3 separate regions of the Mus musculus genome follow, and all the other regions are linked to region 1. A link is a loop called in an ENCODE intact Hi-C map of the cell type or tissue named here. Cell type or tissue: heart. All regions are shown on one strand.

Evidence for each region. A loop is a pair of places that touch in the nucleus more often than their neighbours do. Peaks named below come from ENCODE experiments on the same cell type or tissue, not always from the same donor. Only the 100,000 strongest peaks of a DNase experiment are listed, where the experiment ranks them.
Region 2: a loop joins it to region 1, with 1.9 times the contacts of the local background. A loop is called at or near these places in 2 of 42 quality-filtered maps.
Region 3: a loop joins it to region 1, with 2.0 times the contacts of the local background. A loop is called at or near these places in 6 of 42 quality-filtered maps.

What each region holds. Positions count from the first base shown.
Region 1 is chr4:108,113,481-108,121,480 of GRCm38, reverse strand. It overlaps Scp2 (sterol carrier protein 2, liver), which reads left to right and starts at 2,934. Exons shown (of 16, transcript NM_011327.4): 1 at 2,934-3,102. The coding sequence starts at 3,034. In heart, CTCF peaks have their summits at 2,939, 3,272 and 3,481; a DNase peak (open chromatin) is centred at 2,930; H3K4me3 peaks cover 865 bases; H3K27ac peaks cover 921 bases.
Region 2 is chr4:107,948,676-107,956,675 of GRCm38, reverse strand. 4930407G08Rik (RIKEN cDNA 4930407G08 gene) reads right to left here and starts at 2,744. Exons shown (of 3, transcript NR_131071.1): 1 at 2,705-2,744. In heart, a CTCF peak has its summit at 3,646 (motif pointing left); a DNase peak (open chromatin) is centred at 7,285; H3K27me3 peaks cover 546 bases.
Region 3 is chr4:107,939,658-107,947,657 of GRCm38, reverse strand. It overlaps Gm40221 (a long non-coding RNA gene), which reads right to left. Exons shown (of 3, transcript XR_867994.1): 2 at 3,909-4,056; 3 at 284-1,131. Among named protein-coding and RNA genes, the nearest start is that of Gm40221, 6.2 kb to the right of the region's middle. In heart, a CTCF peak has its summit at 3,260; no DNase peak of the experiment used is centred here; H3K27me3 peaks cover 258 bases.

The sequences.
Region 1 (8,000 bases):
CTCTCATAGCTAGAGTTTATGAATACCCACCCTTAAAGATTAGTTTCTTTTACGTGTGTGAGTGTTTTGGCTGCATGTTTGTATGTATGCCACATGTGTGCCCAGTTTCCATGGAGGTCATTAGAGGGCATCAGATACAATAGAACTAGACTTCCAGATAGAACTGGACTCCCAGTTGTGAGTGTCCGATGTGGGTGCTGGGAATGGAACCCAGGCCCTTTGTAAGAGTAGCAGGTACTCTTAGCCACTGAGCCTTCTCTTCAGCTCCAAATGCCCACCCATCTACCAGTCTAAAAACAATTACAAGAGGTGTCTTAGAGAGAGAGTGTTCTTCTGGCTAAATGATGCTTTCTGCCATGGAGACCTATGAGGGGCTCTTACTATAGGTTCTAAGGGTTAGAAAGGGTCTCAGAGCTGGGCAGTGATGGCATATGCCTTTAATTCTAGCACTTGGGAGGCAGAGGAAGGTGGATCTCTATAGGTTCAAGGGAAGCATGGTCAGTTCCAGGAAAGCCAAGGCTATACAGAGAAACTCTGTCAAAAAAAAATTAAAAAGAGCTCAGAAATTGTATACACATGAACACACACAATCCATACAGTCAAATTCCCCTTCTCTTCCTTATTCCATGCTGCGTAGGTTGGTCTCAATATTTGAGCTCAAGCTATTGTCTTAGTTCAACTTCCCAACTAACTATTTCAACAGCTAGCCTGCCCCATAGCAACTGTACGGAGTCAATTGGAGCACTGATCAGTGAATCACTGCTTCTAGAGGAAACAGGATTAGCTTTCTGAGTGTGTGACAATTCTGTCAAGCAAGCACCACAAGATATTCCTTGTTTTGTGTATAAAATTATTGTTTACGGATTTGTCAATAATGAAGCAAGGCCAATAGTGTTAGTCTCACTAGGTTTGTCAATAAGCCTTAAGCACGAGAAGGCAGAAATGCAACAAAGGGGGAGGGTACTGGAAGGACCAAGTAAGACCTTGGAAATCATGGGTTTACATTGTGAGAGCTGGATTAAGAGGGTAGATTGTGTCCTAGTCTGTCCACAGATGAAAGGATGGCTTTGGGAAACATACCGTTCATCATCTCACATGTTGATTGTAGAGTTACAAACAAAGGTGAGTAGGCTAGCCCACAAATACAGACTCTTCAAATAACAATCGGCAGGTTAAAAGAACTTCCAATCAGTTAAGTTGAAGGATAAATCTGATTTTTTTTTTTTTTTTGGAGACAGGGGCTTTCTACATAGCTTTGTCTGTCCTGGAACTGGCTGTGTAGACCAGGCTGACCTTAAACTCATAGATAGCCAGCCACCTGCCTCTGCTTTCCCAAGTGTTAGGATCTGCTTGCTTTCCCAAGTGTTGCTCTGCCACATAAGAAATAATTCACACATAAGATAGGCATTATTCATAATCAAAAGAGGCTCAGGGAGCTCAGCTTTCGAACATGGACAATATTTACAGCTAGAACAATGGAAGGACAGTAAAGAAATAGTAACAGACGAGCAGTCGCTTTACCAGACATGGTCTGACCGATCGGATTATGCTTGACTGGCTGTTACAAAAAAATATGCATAGTTGCTGGGCAGTAATGGCCCAAGTCTTTAATCCCAGCTCTTGGGAGGCAGAGACAGGCGGATTTCTGTATGTGAGGCCAGCCTGGTCTACAGAGCAAGTTAGCCCCCCCCATGCACATTATAACTTCTTCTTCTTCTTCTTCTTTTTTTTTTTTTTTTTTTTTGAGACAGGGTCTCACTTTGCAGATGATTCCAGGCTGGACTTGAATTTGTTTTGAGGCATGTCCACCAGAGAACAGCACACAGACAGTCTGTTTTTTTTTTTTTTTTTAAGATTTATTTATTATTATACATAAGTGCACTGTAGCTGTCTTCAGACACACCAGAAGAGGGCGTCAGATCTCAACTCAGGACCTTCAGAAGAGCAGTGTTCTTACCCGCTGAGCCATCTCGCCAGCTCAGACACAGAAACTCTTTTTTTTTTTCTTTTAAAGGGGATAGTAATAGAGACACAGACACTCTTTTTTTTTTTTTTTTTTTTTTAAGTTTAGGGGATAGTAATATATACCTTTTTTTCCTATTTATTTATTTATTTATTTATTTATGACTGTAGCTGTCTTCAGACACCCCAGAAGAGGGCATCAGATCGCATTTCGGATGGTTGTGAACCACCACGTGGTTGCTGGGATTTGAACTCAGTACCTTTAAGAACAGTCAGTGCTCTTAACCGCTGAGCCATCTTTCCAGCCCGACACAGACACTCTTAAGGCTGAGAACAAACTTCGTATTGATGGCTCCTGGCTACAGAGGATACTTGTCCAATCATGGAAACCCACATTCTGGTTGGCACACTTCAATTAGCAAGAAACAGAACTACGGAAGCCAAAACGTAAGGTTACCACATTTAGAGACTTTCCTGTTTCCTGGAACTATGGACCAGGTCTTTGATGGATTTTGGTCTTTGTACCATTTTTGGCAGAGATCTGCCTGCCTCTTCCTCTCGTGTGGAGATATTAAAGGTGTGAACCACTAAGCCCTGATCTGACTTAATTTTTAAAAAACATCTTATCCGCACATAGAATTCTGACTTTATTAGTGTACATCGTGCTTTTTGCTCATATACTGCGTGTTGTAACTACTCTCACACATACAGAACGTCTCTAACACTCTAGAGAATCCCCACAGGATTCTGAGTTTCCTCTGAGGCCAGAGCTTCCATTTTAGGCCTTCCCTCTCTCACTGTAAAAAGAGGAAGCACAGAAACCGAGGCCTCCTTGAGAAACTTTGCCTGAGTCTAACACAGTAGGTCAAAAGAACCCATAAAGGACTTGGCTCTAGGATCGCCACGCATGCGTACATCCTCTACCCTGCCTCCTCCGGTCGGTTCCCGTAACTCGGCCCCGCCCCTGACGCTGCGGCCCCGCCCCCGACGCCTGGGGTTGGGATAATCGGACCCGACCCGGCTTTGGTTCTGCAAAGCCTCAGTCTGTAGGAGACCTTCGCTGCTGGAGCCATGCCTTCTGTCGCTTTGAAATCTCCGCGCCTGCGCCGGGTGTTCGTGGTCGGCGTTGGCATGACCAAGGTAAACAGAGTTGTGAGCAGCGAGAGATCTGCCTCTGTTATTCCCCGCAGTCCGAGGCGACAGGGAAGCGCGGCAAGGGGACGGTCACAGTCTGCGCTGCTGTCCCTCTGACCTTTCCCTCCAGAGAGGCGACCTGAGGGTGTATGATGCTGTCACTAGGGTCTCAGTATCTTGGGCTTGTTCTCTCAGTCATTTTTTTTTTTTTTAAAGATTTATTTATTTATTATATGTAAGTACATGTAAGTAAGTACATTGTAGCTGTCCTCAGATACTCCAGAAGAGGGCATCAGATTTCGTTACGGATGGTTGTGAGCCACCATGTGGTTGCTGGGATTTGAACTCCGGACCTTCGGAAAAGCAGTCGGTGCTCTTAACCACTGAGCCATCTCGCCAGCCCCTCTCAGTCATTTTTTTATTCGCCTTCCTGTTTGCTTATTCTAGCTTTTTAGTCTGTGAAGGAGCCCCCAACACAGCACAAATCTCACACTTCCTTAGATTCTAAATCCCGAGTAGGCCGGCCGGGTGGTTCACATCTCTAGTATGAGCTTTAGGAGATGCAGCCAGGAGAACTGCTGCGAGTCTGAATCATATCAAGACCTTGTTTCACAAAACAAAGCAAACCAAACCGACAAACAAAACAAAACAAACAAACATGTGGTTGCTGGGATTTGAACCCAGGACTTTCAGAAGAGCAGTCAGTTCTCTTACCCGTTGAGCCATCTCGCCAGCCCTATCTTGTCTTTCTTACCTCTAGAGCCTTGAGCTTAGCTCTAATTTACTTTGATGCACTGGGATTCTTTGTTCAGATGACTATATTCTCCTAATGTATTGCTACAGGGTGGGTACCACAATTATTTACTGCTGTATCACTCACAGTGATAAATCACTCGTGCCTAATGACAGTGAATGTTAGATGATTGATATTAAATGGATTTACTGGTGAAAGAGTTACTGTGAAGAATCTTTTTGTACTGTAAAAAAAAAAAACAAAACCCAAATTTTACATTATCTTAGTAACAGGTGAAAACAAATAATTTATTCAAAACATGTAAATAGAAAAGTTGACTAATATGTTCTAAAACTTAAAGGGCATCCCACTGTTTCTCAGAGGGGGAGCTTCTCATATAGTAAGTAGGTGGGCAGTAAAACTTTCCAGAATATTCTCTAGATTTTTTTTTAAAAAAGTATCTTATATGGCCCTGGCTGGCTTTAAACTTCTGATTCAGTCTCTCAAACTGCCCCCCCCCCTCTGAACCTGCAAGTGTCCCTGATCCCCATGCCCTGCTAGTATGTTGTTCCATTTTAAAGTGTCTTCCCATGATTGCTTAATGTCTGTTTATATGGGCTGTATAGAAAAAGCATAGTTTCTGAAAAAAAAAAAAAGATATGTTTAATTTTTTTCTAGTTGGGAGGTGGAGGTGAAGGGGATATTAATATTCCTTAGGGAAGAGAAAAAGGAATTAAAGATGGTTTCATCATTTAAGCATATATGCAGTACATGTGCTATGTGTTATATGTGAGGGTGACCGTGACAAAAATGAATAAAAGCAAGATTGGGCAGGGGACATGACTCACTCGGTAGACTGCTTGCCAAACATGCATGAAGCCCTGGGTTCTATCCCTAGTCTGCATACACCAGGCATGGTGATGTCCACCCATTGTTCCAGCATTCAGAGGGTAGAGACAGGAGAATCAGAAGTTCAAAGCTGTCCTCAAGTTTACATAGCAAGTTCAGAGCCAGCCTAGCTTTTGTAAGACCTTACTTTAACCAAAGAGCAAGGGTCAGCAAAGATGGCCAGTGTGTGAAAGGCTTGACAGTCAGAGTTTGGCCCCTTGCCCTCACTTAGTATGAGTGTGCCCCCTACACATATACACACATACTTACACACTAACAAACTGAAGATATTTATTTTATAAATATAGTATTTGTATCATATATAATATAATTTTTATAAATAAAAAATATATATTTATTTATTTATTATATTTTTTGAGACAGGGTTTCACTGTGTAGCCTGGGCTGTCTTGGAACTCACTCTGTAAACCCAGCTGGCCTTGAACTCACAGAGATCTGTCTGCCTCTGCTTTCCGAATACTGGGATTAAAGACAGATTTTTAAAAACCCACATAAACAAACAAAAAAGAAGAAAGAGAGAGAAAAAAGGAGAGTTTGACATTTTTAGTTAAGCAAGGAAGATTGAAAAAATGAACTTATCTCTTGGTTTTTTTTTCTTCCAAGTATCATTAAAACAGTGAGGAACAATACACATTGGAGCAGCAACTGTAGGAGAGATGCCAGAAAATATTAAAAGCGGATGGAAGCCAGGTTTGGTGGCATCCCGGCACTCTGCAGGTGGTGGCAGAATTGTCTCAAAACCAAACAAAACCCAACTACCACAAAAAAGGGGAATTAATTGAAATTCTCCGTGTGATGCTACCTAGCTTTGTTTGTAGGAAACATACCCAAATGTATACTACCTTCCTGGCAGAGGTTGGGGGAAATATTTGAAATGATTCCAGGAAAAAGTCAGCTTGATGTGACATTGTCTTGTGGTGAAACTTAGCAGATGATGAGTTTCACTCATGCTCAGACACCTTAAATAGCATTAAATAACATTAAAAAAAGGCTAATGTTACTGTGTGTATGGGGTGTGTGTGTTTGTGTATGGTGTGTGTGTGTGTATGGTATGTGTGTATGGTGTGTATGTGTGTATGGTGTGTGTGTGTGTATGGTGTGTATGTGTGTGTGTGTTGTGTGTGTGTGTGTGTATGGTGTGTATGTGTGCACGTGTTTGTGCACATGCAGTGGTGAGCACTCTCTGAGCTCAGATGACAACTTTGTGGAGTTGATTTTGTCTGTCCATCTTTTTGTGAGTTGTGAGGAGTCCGGGTCACCAGACTTATATGGCAAGCACCTTTTACCTGCTAAACCATCTTGCCAGCCCTGTTGAAACTTTTTATTACTTTTTAAATTGGTTATTGGCCCTGAGGATCAAACCCAGTGCCTTAAGCTGGGAGATGCTGTAACACTGAGGTAGGGTCCTAAGCTTCCAGGATAGGAAGTTTGAAGGCAGCCTGAGCACACAAGAAGCCCTGTCTCAAAAATCCAACAAACAAACAAACAAACAAACCAACAGTGAATGCACAGAAATACTGAAGCTGAGTGGGAAGCAGTAATGTGAATATAATGAGATTTTTCATCTGTTAAAACTATTCCTAGCACGACCACACGAAGAGACCTAGAAACAGTAACCAAATCAATGGTACTCTAGATGCTAAGACCTAGGTCCTGAAATATCTTTATTTTTTTTCCAGAGAGAGGGTCTTACTTAATCCCATTCAGGCCTCAAACTCACTATGTAGCTGTGGATAACTTTGAACTTGTAACCCTCCTGCCTCTGCCTCCTGAATATCCAGATTACAGATGTGTGCTACCATGTCCTGTTTCTGTGCTCCTGGGGATAGGGCCCATGCGTGTTAGATACTCTACTGACTGAGTTAGACCTCCAGGCTCCCAGGCCCTTAACCCCTGAAATATCTTTTTCTGTGTAGAGAACCAATTGGTTGAAGAAATTACAAAATCTAGGTGAGGTAAGAAATGATCAAGATAAGTCTGGTGACTTTTGTCAGTTAATTGTGAAGAAATCAGAGCCCCTTTGGGTTATGTCAAGAGTCAGGTGTCAGGGTGACTAGGACAGTTGAACTTTTTGTGTGTGTGTACCCATGTGTGAAAGGCTAGAGACAACCCCAGGTAATGTTCCTCAGGCACCTAGTCTATCTTGTTGTATTGTCACGGGTCCCTCTCCCTCCCCCTCCCTCTCCCCTTCCTCCCTCCCCCTCCCTCTCCCCTCCCCCTTTTCCCTTCCCCTCTCCCCCTCCCCTCCCCCTCCCATCTCTGACTCACTAAGGTGGTAGATGGCTAGCCAGTAAGTTCTTGTGATCTGTCACCCCAGGGCTAGAGTCATTAATAGATGTCCACAGTGGGCCTTACACAAGGCAAGCAGTTTTCCAGCTAAGCCACTTCCCTAGCTCAACCATTTGACCTTTAAACATGATAATAGTTAACAGATCAAAGCCCCATTATGCGTGTCTAAATACACATGCTTATATCTTAAAAGTAAATCTTTGTAGGACATTGTGAACCTATCTGTCTTCTTCAAAACTGGCAAATAAAGGGCCGCTATCATCGAGCTGTAGTTATTACCAATGATAAAGTTCAAATTCCTAGGAGTCTTGTATCTGCTAGGCGAGTTCTCACTGAAATAAGGAAACATCGTTAATGAGGTAAGTGTGGACGTTAACAAAGGTGAAGCTGAGAACTTTTATTAAAATTTGGAAGAGATGTATAACTCATAGAATTACTAATGTTTTGTTTGTTTTTTGAGACAGGGTTTCTCCACATAGCCCTGGCTGTCCTGGAACTGATTATGTAGACCAGGCTAGCCTTGAACTCACAGAGATCTGCCTGCCTCTGCTCCTGAGTCCTGGGGTTGAAGGTGTGTACCACCACACCTGGCTAGAATTACTAATTAATTTTTTAAATTAATTATTTTATTTATATCTCAAAAGTTGCTTCCCCAATCCCTCTGAATTATTAATTTTTAAATTTTGTTTTACTTGGAGACAGGATGTGGTTAGTCTAGGTTGGCCATCAGCTCGCTGTGTAACAGTAATGACTCTTCAGTTCTTTATGAAGGGTTCGTTGGTACGGTTTCAGATCCCACATTACAATTGATCTTAAAATTCTTTCTACTTGTTCAGTTTTACTTAGTATTAAAAAGAGATATCCACAGTGGGGACGTGGCTCAGTGGCAGAGTCTCCACACACCAAGACCCTGTTTTCTTGTTGTTTTTTGTTTGGTTGCCTTTTTTGTTTTTGAGACAGGGCCTCACTATGT
Region 2 (8,000 bases), 160 kb after region 1:
AATCAAGGATGATTTCCTGATCTTTGTTTGAGCAGGTAAAAGACAACTGTATTTCTTTAGAAGTCAGTTTGATCACATAATCAAACTGCACTATAATTCTCCATTCATGCCCGATGAAAGAATGGTGTTTAGTAATAAGTTGCAAGAACTTTGTAGCCAACAAGATTTATTGGCCAAATGTAGACATTTAAGTCTCAGCCAGTCCCATAGCTGTCTCCATCGACAGAGATCAGTGTGAACATCACCTATTTTGTTTATCTTGTCAATCTCCCTCTTCTTGTCCATAGATAACCTCTTCAGGAGGGCCTCTCTTTGTCATGTCTGATTTTTATCAATTTGGAAGGAACTCACAGCTTTTCTTTTCCTGTGGAAATACAGGCATAACCTCTCCCTCAGTGTAACATATTCCATGTTTTCCATTCTGAGGTTAGGACATCTTTAAAATAAACAGCCTGCTTTAGTTTGAGAGGCCAGATCTTTTGTATTTAGACTCTATCTTAGAGAACCTGACCTAAGTTAACTAACAGGCCAGTACTTTGCACCAGTTTCCAGGTTAACCCCTAACAAACCTGTATCTAGCACCAGTTACCAGGTTATCCCCCAACAAAACCTGTGTCTAGCACCACTTTCCCGGTTATTCCCCAACAAATCTGCACCTCCAGGTTACAAGCCTCCCCCTGGCACTTCACTTCCTAACAACCACCAATCAGGAAAAAAGCAGAAGTTTATGGCTTGGTTCCCAGAACCAGCCAATCATGTTAAAGGACATAATGGCCCCCAATCAGATGTGTACCAGGTTAGATACCCCCTTCTTGCCTCTGTAAATGCTTGTCTGAAACTGGGCTCGGCCCCCTCCCATTCTCCTGCATCAAAGATGGTGGTGTGGCCCAAGCTCGAGCTTAAATAAAGAGACCATAATGAGATTACATCGGAATCGGCTCCTTGGTGGTCTTTTGGGGGTTCATGAACATTTCCTGGCACAGGTTCAGCAGTTTTTTCTGCAATCCAATGCCTTTCTGCAGCCATAGGTTTTTTTGCTTACTAACATTCAAAAGAAATTTAAGGTTGATAAAGCACTATGCAATCTACCTGTGGGGGTCTTTGTTACCCCTTTTAGCTTGTTAAGCACCTCTTTTAAGGTATAATTAGATCTCTCCACAATTGCTTGTCCTGTAAGATTGTGTGGTATACCCGTAACATGTTTTATATCATAATATGTAAAACATTGCTTCATCTTATTAGAGACATATGCTGGAGCATTGTCAGTCTTAATTTGTATGGGTAGTCTCATAATGGCCATAACTTCTAACGAATGCATAGTTACAGAGTCTGCCTTTTCAGAAGCTAAGGCAGTTGCCCACTGAAATCCTGAATGTCTATAGTATGGGGTTTATATTTTAGTTCGCCAAACTCCGTAAAATGAAACATATCCACTTGCCAGATTTCATTTCTTTGGGTACAATTAGGGTTACTTCTTGTAGGTAATGGGGTTTGGTTATATAAAGAACAAGTAGGACATTCCCTCACAATTTCCATGGCTTGTTGTCAAGTGATAGATAATTCTTTCTTTAAACCTTTGCTGTTAACATGGTGTGTGTGTGTGTGTGTGTGTGTGTGTGTGTGCTTTATAAAATTCTGAAGTCTCTAGTACACTTCCTATCCATAGCTGCTCAATCTCACTATTACCTTGTGCCAGAGGGCCTGGCAGAACTGTATGGGCTCTGATGTGTGTTATATACAATGGATGCTTCTTAATTTCTGATCACTGTAGCTGAATAAACAATGCCAACCATTCAGAATCATTCTGATTAAGTTCAGCAGTCTCTATATACAAAGAACTTTTTTATTGTGTAGAACAGCCTGGTCTAGAATTCACAGAGATCTGCCCATCTCTGTCTCCCGTGTCTGCTGTTATTTAGCGCAGATGTTGTGCGGTGCCTGGCCACACCCCTGACCCTTTGTTTACAGGGAATGGTGTCTTGGCCTTCTGTCCAATTCTGGCTGCAGCAGCAAACTTAATGTTGCATTTCTGCACGCCATGAGTATTGAGCGTTAATTCCCTTAGGACAGGACAGGGTCAACCTGCTGTGCCAAGCTTGGGAGAACCTGAAGTGGCTTATCCTATAGCTGTGGTTTCCAGGAATTCTCCCCAGGTATTGCCGTTTGTGGCTGCATCCGCTGCATGCAACCTAGAGCTGGTTTCTCGCACTCTACCTGGCACTGCAGTGTTTTGCCCTTGGGAGAAGCTCCAACGTCTACTTTCTGTTTTTAAATTTAGTAGGGGCCTCTTTAAAAAGCCTCCTTCTGTACTCTCTCTGCGGGTTCCTGCTTCTTGGCTAAGAACTTTCTTTCCCAGCTATTCGTCTTGTGTTGTTCGGGGAAGCTTTGGCTTCGGTCTGTTCTTGTTCTTTATTTTTTTTGGTTTTTAGAGGCCAGATCTCTTGTCCGGCTAGCCTGACTATTTCCTGCTTTTTACCTGGGTCTTTTTAGGCTGTAAGCTTAGGTTCTAACTACCCCGTGTTGGGCAACATTTTGTTGATGGTCGGTCCGGTTCTACCTCTCATTCCCATGTCCCCAGAAATAAGACTCAGACTCAAAATATATTTACAAATACCATGGCCATTTAGCTAGGCTCTTCTCTGATTAGATATAACTTAAAATATCCCATTTATTCTAGCTTGTATTCTGCCACATGGCTGATTACCTGTGTACCCATCTTGTCACATCTTCCCAGAGAATCTCCTGCCTGGTGTTAGCATTCTGTCTAAACTCCACCCCAACAGTTACCTGGCAACAGCCAGGTATGCTCCTCCCCACAGTTACCAGGCAACAGCCAGGTAGGCCTGGCCCACTATAAAAGGGGCTGCTTGCCCCCTCCTCTCTCCCTTACTCTTGCTTCCCTCTTGCTTCTCTCTTGCCATCTTGGGCTTTTCCCTTCCCCCTCCCTTCCTCCTCTCTCCACGTGCTCATGGCCGGCCTCTACTTCTCTACTCTCTTCCTCTCTCTGCCTTTCTCTGCCTCTTCTACCCTCTTAACTCCCCTCCCCATGCCCTGAATAAACTGTATTCTATACTACACTGTCTTTGTCGTGGTGTGGCTGGGGGGGGGTGCCTCAGCATGGGCCCCCTGAGACACCCCCTTACCTCACACCTCACCACCCCCCATAGAACATATCTTAATATTATTTTATCTTTTTATAATCACAACACCTGGTTATCTCAGAATCCTTCTCCCAGATGTCCCACTTCTATTTCCTGCCTAAACCACAGGCCTTTTATGACAGGTGATGCATTCATACAATACCCAAGACAGTCTCTCTAGAGGATAGAAAGACAACTCAGGGGTTAGGAGCCCTGGCTACTCATCCCGAGGGACTGTATTAATTCCTGGCACCTACATGGTGGCTCACAACTGTAACTCCAGTTCCAGGGGCTCTGAAACTCTTTGGGGGCTTCCATGGGCACAAGGCATGTTTGTGTTGCACAGAAATTCCTGCAGGAGAAACACCCATACAGGGACTGGAGAGATGGTTCAGTGGTTATGAGAACTCAGTGCCTTTCCAGAAGACCCAGGTTTAATTCCTAAAGGTTCACAATTCTCTGTAGCTCCAGTTCCAGAGGATCTGGTGCCCTCTTTTGGTCTCCATAGGCACAAAGCATTCATGTGGTACACAGATATTCATGTAGGCAAAATACCTGTACACATACAAATAAATAGATTTTTAAAATTTAAACACATTTATTATTATTATTACTACTATCATTATTAATTTTTTAATATTCCAAGACAGGATTTTTCTGTGTAGTCCTGGCTGTCCTGGAACTCACTCTATAGACCAGTCTGGCTTCAAAATCAGAGATCTGCCTGCTTCTGCCTTCTGCAAGCTGGGATTAAAGCCACACACCGCCACGCTCAGCTTAATAATTATTTTATTTTTTAAAGATTGATTTTATTTTTAATTATGTGTATGGGTGTGGTGGTTTGAATGAGAACGGCTCCTGTAGGCTCATAGTGTGAATGTTTGGCCCCCAGTTTGTGGTGCTGCCCGGTGTGTGGGTGCTGGGAATAGAACTCAGATGATCTGCAAGAGCAGTTCACACACCTAGATATGGAGGCAGCCCATTTTTGACAGTTTTTAAGGCTCGTTTCCTCCTATGTTTGTTGTTGTCTCTGCTTCCTCCTCCTTTGTACTGACCTTCAATAAACATTTGGGGGGGCGTGTTTTAGGGGAAAAAAGGAGACTTCATGCCACACTGGGTGTAGCCAGAGCATAGGAAACCTCAAAGCCCACCCCCTCCATGATGCATTTCTTCCAACAAGATCACACCTACACCAACAAGGCCGCACCTACTAATAGGACCAAGCATTCAAACACATGAGTCTCCATCTTAGGGAGAAAATTGTCCATACCATGATTTTAATTGTAATTGCATGTAATTTATTTATCAGTTTGCATAATTAACAATTGTCTTTTTAAATGAAGGTTTATTTCCTTTAATCAGTTTAAAAATTATGTTTTCATTATTACTCTTTGTGTGTGGGGCTAGAGGACAACTTTGTGGAGTCAGTTCTCCCCTTCCACCTTTGCCTCTTCCCACTTTAGATTCACTTAAGCTCTCAATGATGATTGAGACATGATAAAAATCTGCTATTGGGTAACTGGAGAAATGACTCCCTTCTTAAGAGCACTGTCTGCTCTTCCAGAAGATCCAGGCTCAAGTCCCAGCACCCACATGGCAGCTCACAACTATCTGTCACTCCAGTCTCAGCCAACATCCTCTTCTGACCTCTGGGGGTACTAGGTGGTTTATCACACAGGACGTATATCACACAGGGTACTCATACATTTGCAGACAAAACACCCATATACATAAAATAAATAAGTTAAAAAATTTTAAATTAACTAGGAAACATTGTGTGCAAGTTATTGGCTAAAGGGACAATCTGTGCTGGTGGGGCAGAAGAAAGCTTCCTTACAGAAAAAGGCAGATGGCACTGAAGGCAGTCATAGCTCAAGAAGTGGGAATGGGGAGCTGGAAAAATGGCTCAGCGGTTAAGAGCACTGACTGCTCTTCCGAAGGTCCTGAGTTTGAATCCCAGCAACCACATGGTGGCTCACAACCACCCCTAACAAGATCTGACACCCTCTTCTGGAGTGTCTGAAGACAGCTACAGTGTACTTACATATAATAAATAAATCTTTGAGGAAGAAGAAGAAGAAGAAGAAGAAGAAGAAGAAGAAGAAGAAGAAGAAGAAGAAGAAGAAGAGGAGGAGGAGGAGGAGGAGGAGGAGGAGGAGGAGGAGGAGGAGGAGGAAGAGGAGGAGGAGGAGGAGGAGGAGGAGGAAAGAGGGAATGGTGTGGTGGTTTGAATAGACATGGCCCCCATAGACTCACGTGTCCAGATGCTTGGCCCCTAGGAAGTACCACTATTAGGAGGGGTGGCCTTGTTGGCATAGGTGTGATCTTGTTGGAAGAAATGCATCATGGAGCGGGTAGGCTTTGAGGTCTCCTATGCTCAAGCTACACCCAGTGTGGCACAAAGTCTCCTGCTGCCCATGGATCAAGATGTAGAACTCTCAGCTCTTTCTCCAACACCATGTCTGACTGCACACTGCCATGATGATAATGGACTAACCCTCTGAAACTGTAAGCCAGCTCCCAATTAAGTGTTTTCCTTTATAAGAGTTGCTGTGGTCATGGTGTCTTTTCACAGAAATAAAACCTAACTAAGACACATGGCCTTTCAACATATGCGAAGATGCCTGGCTTCATTCAAAATAAGAGAAATGGTTTGAAATTAGAGTTGGCTACACCCTAGCACATTCTACCTGTGACTTTGTGATGAAATGTGTGTGTCATTGCTGGAGAGATAGTAAACCCTCTCTGAGCTGCAATTTGACAATTTCTATAAAAGTTTCAAATCATCTCATCCTTAGTAGAACATCCTATTTCTAGAGTTACCTTAACTCTTTCTTTCTTGGATAGCGTTTCACTCTATGGTTCTGGGTGAGTAGACTAGGCTAGCCTTGAACCCACAGCCTTGTATTGGCCGCTGCCTTCTGTGCCTGACTCTTGTTTTGTTTCGTTTTGTTTTGTTTTTTTTGAGACAGGGTTTCTCTGTGTAGCCTTGGCTGTCCTGGAACTCACTTTGTAGACCAGGCTGGCCTGGAACTCAGAGAGCCGCCTGCCTCTGCCTCCCAAGTGCTGGGATTAAAGGTGTGCGCCACCATGCCCGGCTGTGCTTGGCTCTTGATACTAACTTGGAGAGGCAGGAAATGTCACAAGCAGAAGGCCAGTTCCCTCTAGCCTTTTAGAGGGAGAAAGCACCCATGCTCACAAAGTGGGATTGGTTAAATAGTCAAGCAAAGAAATGGTAGAAAAACCTAGAACAGTGATCTTTATACTTCCATATACAGGAAAAGAGAGTCTCCAGAAAGAAACACTAAGAAACGCTAAGAAAGGGGAACATAGGGATAAATGTTTGTGTTACCAATGTTTACAAGAGGCCTGGAAAGTTCCAGAAGAAAGCAATGTTTACTAGACTAGGAAAGCATGGATCAGAGCCATGGGGAATGCTTGTGGAAACAAATTTCCAGCTGTCCCTTTACTGCCTGTGACCCAGCGGGTGGGAGTGGGATCCTTCGAGTGCACATTTGATTATGTCCCCAGGGGTATTCTGTGGCACAGGGACGGCTAGGACCCTAAAAGTTGAGCCCACTGCATGGTACTCTGTAGTAATGTTGGGAGCTCCAGGGTCTGGTTGCCATCAGAGGAGAGCACAAGAGACGTAGCACCCCACCCAATTGGCCGCAGCCTAGTTCTGTGATCTCTCACAGCAGACCTCAGACTCTACGCCTGTGCAGTGGAGATGTACACCTGTCTTCAGGCTGCCCGTAGGTCACAGCTCTGTGGTGACGTGATACACACCACACAGCACATGGTAGTTATTGCGTGGATTTTCGGGGTGGTTATTGTATCAGATGTTTTCATGCTTCTCCTTTGGTTTATTAAGCAATCGATGTAAACATTTAGAAGTCATGGATTGGTGGCCGACAACCCTTGTTTTCATTGGCATTCTGAGAAATTTGTACAAACCTAACTTAGTTGCTAAGATTTAAAAGTGGGGGTCTTACATAAACACCTGGGGTTGTGGCTTCATTGGAAACATCTGTATTGTTGCAGTCAGCTCCACCTGCTGCCTTTTGCCCAGGCTCCCGGACCCCTTCTAGTTCGGGTCTTCAGTTGGAAAGGTGCCTTTACCCAGTTCATCTCACCTCACCCTTTGCCCTGAGGCAGTCGCTAACATCCTTTGGGATGATCATGTGACTTAGGCTGGGTGCAGATAATAACAACAGCAGTCACATGCACCGGTCATATTCCAGGGACTTTGCAGGCTTTAATTAATTTAATCTCAACAATAATTTTACTAGAAAATTTCACTATTCCTTTTTCACGGTTGAGAAAATTGAGGAACAGAGAAAGACAGTTTGTTCAGCCAGAAAATTCAAGATAAGGAGCTGGAGTGTAGCTTGGTGGGATAATGTGTGGTTAGCACACACAAGACCATGGGGTTCAGTCCTTAGCAGAAATAGAGGGACGTGGGAAATCACAATAGGTGCAAGCCTCATGACCCTCATCCACACTGTTTCTGTCATTTTCAGTAGAGTGTTAGCTCTCTTATTTCTTTTATGTCAAATCTTGTGTTTGTTTGTTTTGGTTTTGGTTGGGTTTTTTGTTTGTTTTTGAGTTAGGGTTTCTCTGTGTAACCCTAGCTGTCTTAGAACTTGATTTGTAGACCAGGCTGGCCTTGAACTTAGAAATCTGCTTACCTCTGCCTATGCCCCTACCCCTGCCCCTGCCCCTGCCCCTGCCCCTGCCCCTGCCCCTGCCCCTGCCCCTGCCCCTGCCCCTGCCCCTGCCCCTGCCTCTGCTTCCAAGGAGTGGTGGGATTAAAGGTGTGAGTGCCCACCACCTGGCAAACTGTCTCATTTTTTAACA
Region 3 (8,000 bases), 170 kb after region 1:
TCCCTGCTCATGGTGCACAGAAACACAAATAGACAAAATTACCCATACACATAAAAATAAGTAAATAAATCTTTTTAAGAATCCAAGGGCTAGGGGGCTAAAGAGATGGCTCGGCGCTTAAGAACACTGGCTTCACTTCTAGAGGTCCTGGGTTCAATTCCCAGCACCCACATGGCAGCTCACAACAGTCTGTATCTCCAGTTCCAGCGGGTCTGACACCCTCGCACCAATACACATAAAATAAAATTAAATAAATAATTTTTTAAAAAAAATCAAGGGCTGGGGATGTAGCTCAGTTAGTGGAGTGCTCACCTGTTGATGCAGAAAGCCCTGCATTTGATTTCTGGCACCACATAAACCAAGTTTAGGAATACATACTTGTGCCCCCCAGCACTTGAGAGGTACAAGCAGGAAGTCAGGGTTCAAGGGCATCCTTGCTGTAGCTCAACTTTGAGGCCATCCTGGGCTACTTGACACCCTGTCTCAAAACAAAACAAAAACAAAAACAAAAGAAAACCAACCAACCAACAACAAGAACAAAATCTTCACATACAGAACTTGTAAGTCTGACTCACTTACAAGGAAGAACTTTTTTCCTTGGAAATAACCAGCCATCTTCTGTCATCTATGTGATACTCATAGAAGAGAATACTGAAAACCAGATGAGGCCAGCTTGGAATACTTATTATCTCATTATCAGGTCATATTTCAGTCTGGAAACAGGGCCATGGTACACACTGGAGACTCCCGAAGATTTTATAGTAAGAACCCAAGACAAATTTCAAATTGCAAGGATCCCCTTCATAAATAGTCCCACTTTTCCGGGACAGGCTCACCGGGATCCAGCAAAGATACTGAAGTTTAAGGTGCTTGCATTGTGATTTCCCCCAGCTGGCACAGGGCAGCGGTGTGTGTCTGTGGTCCTAGTACTGGGAGACTGAGCAGAGAGGCTCACTGTGGCCAAGGTGTTTGAGACTAGCCTGATTTACAAAGTTGGATCTCAAAAAATAAAAGGAAATAAATTTAAGCAATAAAAATGTTCACTCACTCACCGTTTTCTTCCCCATGCTCCTGGAGATTAGGTAAAAAAAATTGCTGCCTATCTTCCAGAGACAGCTGAGAATAATTAACCTACAAAAAAAAATTTTTTTTAAAATTTTATGTGTATGAGTGTTTAGCCTGCATGTATGTCTCTGTACCACGTGTGTGCTTGGTGCCTGTGAGGCCCAGAAGAGGGTGCCAAATTATCCAGAACTGGAGTTAGAGATGTTTGCAAACTATCATGTGGGTGCTGGGAATTGAACCCTGCAAGAACAGCCAGGGCTCTTAAACAATGAAAAATCTCTCTAGTCCCAGCAGTAAAGAATTGTAAAAAGTTAAACATCTGGGCTTATCAGAAGACAAGAATGTTACACAATATTGTTCTATTTTTCTTCTTAATATAGTTCATTAATTTCATTTTAGGTTTTGGGGTTTTGGTTTGGTTTGGTACTGGGAATTGAACCTAGTGCCTTCTTCATGTGAAGCAACTGCTCTACTCCCGACCTGTCTTCCCAACCCCAGCCCATTGTTTTAAATTGGCAAATCAAATGATATATATTTATTCAGGGACGCTCGGTCTTGTTCTTAATTACTACTCACTGCCATTGTCAATGATCCCTGTAGCTGTTTTCCATAACAGAGATGTAATATTCCATTTCAGTGAGGACCTTGTGTTGACTAGTCTTATGTCAACTTGACACAAGCTATAGTCATCTGAGAGGAGGGACCTTCAAGGAGCAAACACCTCCACAAGATCCAGCTATATGCAGGCAAGTCTGTAGGGCATTTAAAATTAGTGACTGATGGGGGGAGGACCCATCCCATTGTGAGTGGGCCACCCCCGGACCGCTGGTCCTGGGTTCTATAAGAAAGCAGGCTGAGCAAGCCATGGGAAGCAAGCCAGTAAGCAGCACCCTTCCATGGCCTCCGCATCAGCTTCTGCCTTCATGTCCTGCCTGATTTGGGTCCCTGTCTTGGCTTCCCTCAATGGACTGTGATTCAGACACGTAAGCCAAAGAAGTCCTTTTCTTCTCAACTTGCTTTTGGTCATGGTATTGCGTCACATCAACAGAAACCCTAATTAAGACACAGATTTGGGCTGGTGAGATGGCTCAGTGGGTAAGAGCACCCGACTGCTCTTCCGAAGGTCAGGAGTTCAAATCCCAGCAACCACATGGTGGCTCACAACCATCCGTAACGAGATCTGACTCCCTCTTCTGGAGTGTCTAGGACAGCTACAGTGTACTTTAAATAAATAAATAAATCTTAAAAAAAAAAAGACACAGATTTTTCATATTTCTGAGTTAAAGTGGTTATATGCATACATATATAGAGAGCATATGGTTCAACAAACAGCCCAGGGTCACAGGGGACCACATATTTGACAGAGATCTGAAATTGCTCTCGCCTTATGAAGGTATATATAGCCATTAAGTCACTGTACAACTCATGACTCTCGTGTTTGTGGTGGTGCTACGCTCTGGTGATTGTGGAAAACTGCACACAGCTCTGTATGGAGACTGATACCTGATACTGGTAACAGGTGGCACTATTGCTAGTTGACTTTTGCCACAGTACTATACTTTCTGCTGTTATTTCAGAGGGAGCACCCTCTACATTTAAGACAACTGGTCGACCCTACAGCAGGCTTCCTTGTGAGAGCATCAGCAGCTTCAGGAAGTTCTCCCCAAGCTTTAGGTGGCTGCTGCATAGACACCAATCTTTCCAGGCCAGAGGGTTCAGGGACATTCAGGTGCTTCTGCGGCATGAAGCTGAGAGCATCATTGGGCCCTAGAGTCTTACAAATTGAAGTTCTGTTTGTACATCGAAGAAACTACCCTGGGATCTCGAATTTCTTAGCGGCTCTTTGAAGGTAATGACTCCAGAACTCACCAAACTCCTATGTATGAGTTGAAAATCCTATGTATGTGGTGAAAATGAACTGTGACTCTCTGGAGAAGGCCACCCCCACGCCAGGGCAGGTCTTCTTGCCCTGAGCCACTTTCTTTTCTCTGTTCCTGTGCTTAAATAATAAACTCCAACTCTGCTGCATATTGGCTTAGGCTGAAAGTCTTTTCTGAGGCAAAGTCAAGGATTTGGCATTACAGGTATCCAAAAAGAACTCTTCAGGGTGTTTGAGATGTCAGAGATACAGTTGGAGCTGTGTCTCTGGCTGGTGCCCTGCCATTGCTGACATAGGACAGTTGAACTCTGGTTGCCAGTCTCTGCTGCCCTCAGCCTGGGAGCCACAGCTCTGCTGTAGTAATCTGCCAAGAACAGTCAGGACTTGGGCAGTGGCTGGCAGCGTTCCACCCGCCCCCACCACCAACTAAAGGCCAACTAGAGACTGCCAAATATGTTCCCAAGCAATCACATAAAGAAATGTTTCTAGTCTCTCTCTCTCTCTCTCTCTCTCTCTCTCTCTCTCTCTCTCTCTCTCTCACACACACACACACACACACACACACACACACACACACCTTCCTGATGAAGGCCAAGACTATATCATGGAGTCTTTTTTATACTATAAACTTTTCCTGATTCTGGCTTACCTTTGAATTTATGCCAAATACAAGTGATGGTAGGTGACTCCCTTGCTCTAGCAAGTTCTGAATTGCTAGCCCGTGGTCTTTACCTCCTCCAAGAGCCTCTCCTCAGTGGCCCGAGTGCTCTGAGACTCCTACCTCTCACCGGTAGCTATTGTCTCTGAAGTTGAACAGTAATAGCCAGGGCAGCTCCCTCCATGCAGTGCACGCTACACATAAATCCCCTTCTAGTTTGCAGGGGGTGTCCTGCTACAGACCCATGCTCTCAAAGTATGCTTGCTCTCAGAGTATGCTCACAGAGATAAACAAACCCAGGATTACCTTGTCACTCTTTGTGAGATGCCCAGTTAACTCCTAGTTATTCTGAATTCTTGAGAAAATGGAATCTTCTGAACCAAGGAGATGGCTCAGTTGGGGACATGCTTGCTGTGAAGGCTTGAGCATGTGAGTTCCTTATCCAGCATCCATGCTAAAAAAAAAAAAAAAAAGTCAGGCTGTTTGTACCTATAGTCACAGTGCTGAGGACATGGAGACAGGAGGGTTCCAGGGGCTTGCTGGCCACTAGTCTAACTGATCTGTATGCTCTAGTGAGAGACCCTGTTTCAAAAAGCAAGGTGGAGGAGCTAGATGGACGGCTTCACTGTTAAGAACACTGGTCCTTCCCAAGGACCCGGATTTGATTCCTAGCACCAGATCTGTAGTTCCAACCCCAGAGAATCCAACGCCCTCCTCTGGCCTCCTTGAGCATTGCAGACACCCGCTACACATACATGTCATCCAAACAACCATACATTGAAAAAAACTTGTTCATGAAAAAAAGGATGGAAACGGATTATGAAAGACCCCCAGCATCAAGCCTCTACACTCTGTGTGATACATGTTGCACGCATGCGCGCACAGAATGGGGTTTTCTTGTGAAGTAGATTTTCTGACAGGGGTGTGTCTAATTTCACAAAGATTGTAGTAAGAAGTCAGAAGCAATAGCCAGATGTAATAATGGTCCACCCTGTAATCATAGCACAGAGAGTATCAGGAGTTGGAGGCCAGCATGGGCTACATAGGGAACAAGACCTCATCTCAAATGGAGTTGTAAGTCCTTGGGAACAGCGTGAGTCACCGCGCTATGCTGAAGCTGGCTGGCTGCGACTAGGGTGGAGTGGCTAACCCTGGCCTCAGGCTACGATAGAACTAAGCATCACAGAAGCTCCTTCTCTCAAATTTATTGCTCATAAAATTGGTTGCCAACCACCTTCATCCTTCCCCCATGTCCCTGGATCTCCGAGTTGTTTAGATTAAGGGTAGACGGGCTGTGGGTAGATACAGAGAGATGCAGAAGGCAGCGGAGACAAAGGAAGAGGCTCCCTAGGAGGGTCCTTCAAATCCTGTTCTGGCCCACAGTGCTGAGACCCCCACTTTCCATCTTCCCAGCTCTGTGAAGCACACGTAATGCCTCCCAAAGCAGGGAGAATCCTGTTTCCTGAGCGTGGTAGACAGTTCTGTGTCTGCCTTTAAGAAAAAAAGAAAGAAAGAAAGAAATTTGAAATTCCAAACATCCTTTTCAAGCTCCGTTCAGCTCTTTTTATGGCTGTGTTTGGACAAGCTGAGCAAATGAAACGTAACATCCAACTTGGGGGCTTTGGTTGATCACCCCGTGTTCTGTCTGAGGGAAGTCTAAAAGTGTGCGTCATGGAGGACTCTAAAAGCCCCAGACGGCCCTGCCTCCACCCCTGCCTTCTCACCCCTCTGCCTCTTCTTGTTCCATCTATAGTAGGATTCTTGTTTCCCAGCCCCCTGTGCCCTTTCCAGAGCCATCTCCATGTCCGTTGTTTGGTGTGGCCTCTCCTCTCAATCCATCTGATGAAACCAGTGGTCCCCTAAGACTCATCACACGTGTAAGCCCAGTATCCAGGAAGCAGAATGACTTAGTCAGGGTTTCTGTTGCTGTGGTGAAACGCCATGAGCAAAAGCCATGGGGAGGAAAGGGTTTCTTTCAGCTTTAAATTCTCAGGTCACACTCCATCACTGAGGGAAGTCAGGGCAGGCCCTCAAGCAGGGCAGGAACGTGGGGTAAAGACTGAAGCAGAGACCACAGAGGGGTGCTGTTTACTGGCTTGCTCCTTATGGCTTGCTCAGCCTGCTTTTCTATGTAGCCCAGGATCGCTTGCCCATGGTGAATGGGCTGCCCCCACCCTGTATCAATCATTAACCATATCAATGAGGAATCAAGAAAACGTCCCACAGGCCTGCCTATAGGTCAATATGGTGAGGACATTTTCTTAATAGAGATTCTCTCTTCTGAAATGACTATAGGCTGTATCATGTTAATGTAAGAAAGCAGCCAGCCTATGGCAAGGGGACCAGTTGTTCAAGGCCATCCTCGGCAGCATAGCAAGTTCAAGGCCAGTCTGGAATGCTGGAGATCCTGTCTCAACTCCCACCCCCTCGTAAAACAACACCAACATAACCACATTCATGCAACCTTCATGCACATCTTAGAGAAAGAACCATTTATCATCATGGTGCACCCACAATGCCTTTCACTCCCCAGCACACGTGGATCACACTGGATATCTGCTCTCCACAGCAGGACTGCATCCCCCTCAGGGAGGGGGCCATGTCTTGCCTTCACTCTCCTGTAGGCCACTGTCCTGGGATGGTTACATGATTGGAAGCAGAGACTTAATTTCCTCTGGCTTGCTCCTTGTGGCTTGCTGTAAGGGTTGGTGCCTAGGTGGGTAAAGAGCTTGTTGAACAAATTGGAGGATCTGAGTTCAGATCCCTAGAACCCACATAAAATCCCAACATAGTAGCACACATCACTCACCAGGCATGCCCTACGGGGAGGTTGGAGAAGAGGTGGGAGGTGGACACAGGAGAATCTCAAAACCTGGAAGATCAACTACTGTGGCATATGTGGCTGTAAGCAAGTGACCATTTCTCAAAGTGGACGGCAAGGCTCAACACCCAAGGTTGTTCTCTGGTCTACACAGTTGCACTCCCACACATGAACACTCACACACACACACACACACACAAGCACACAAGAGTAAATTAAATATGTAGGAAATACTGCAGTAGAGCTATGGAGGGGCTCGGGGAGCGGTGCAGCGCTGGGTGCCAGCAAACTTTCAGTTGGCGTGAACTAGTACAGAGGATTTTAACTGCTCCAGAAATAGAGCATACCAGTGCAGTCTGTATTCCTAGTGATTGAAATGGGTGCAGTAAAGAAGCCAAAATAGGGCTGCCTTGTCTGGCCTCAGGAGGAGAGGATGCACCTAGCCCTGCAGAGACTGATGTGCCAAGGTTGGGAGATACCCAGGTGGGCCTCCACCCTCTCAAAGGAGAAGAGGAGGGAGTGGGGGAGGGACTGTGTGAGAGGGATTAAGAAGAGGGGAGGCAGTGGTCATAGGGATGTAAAGCAAATAAACAAATATATTAATGGGGAAAAAAGAAAACTCATGCTTTCGGTAATACTGCTTAATAAAATTCTACAGACTGCTTAAAAAGAAAAGTAAAAAGTAAAAACAGACACACTCTGTGGGTAAAAAGGGAAAAGTTTAGTCCAAATTGCCAAGGGTGTCTCTAGGGAAAACAGAGAGACCAACTGAGGGTGGCGGTGGGGGTGGAGAGTAGGGGACTGGGGATACAGGGTGTCATATTTCCAGGGTTTAAAGGAGAACGGCTACCTGGGTGGAGGGGAACATGTAAACTGGGGTGGAGAACAGGTGTGTAACAAGTATCTGTTGAGTAGAGATTGAAGGAGCCTAGAAGCAACCACAGGTCTAGGATATGAGAATGGGCACCTCAGGCATATGTTAATGGAAGAAAAGGAGAACCCTTCCTTTAAACAGGTAGAAGCTATTTTCCGAAGTCCCTGATAGGGTGCAGGCTTTTTTCTAAAGGCTAGACTTTGGGAAAAGGGATATCTTGGGACCAGACACCTAGCACTCAGGAGACTGAGACAGGAGGATTACAAATTCAAGGCCAGTCAGAGTTACATGGTCAGACCTTGTATAAAAATCAAAAGAGAAAGGGGAGGAAGAGAGTGAGAGGAAGAGGAAGTAGAGAGGACCAGGAAATGAGGAGGAAGGGGAGACAGAAGAGGAGGCGGGGGCTCTCCTCTTGTGTGAAAGCATCAAGGCCTAAGGACACACAGCAGATACCTCAGAGAGGGATTTGAGGTTAACAGTGCCCCACTCCTCCTCTGCCCAGCTCTGAGGGAGAGAAGAGAAGGGCAGGCTTGGAGAGGGAGAGCTCTCTGCCACTATTCCAAGTGGCTCCAAGGTCCTCTTTCACATCCCCTCTTGCCTTCTCCATCCTGTCCCTCCATCCCAGAAGCTGACCTATGAAGACACACTAGGGCTGGTCTTCAGCTTCAGGTGGGGTGCACGCAGATCATGAGGGTAGGATTAG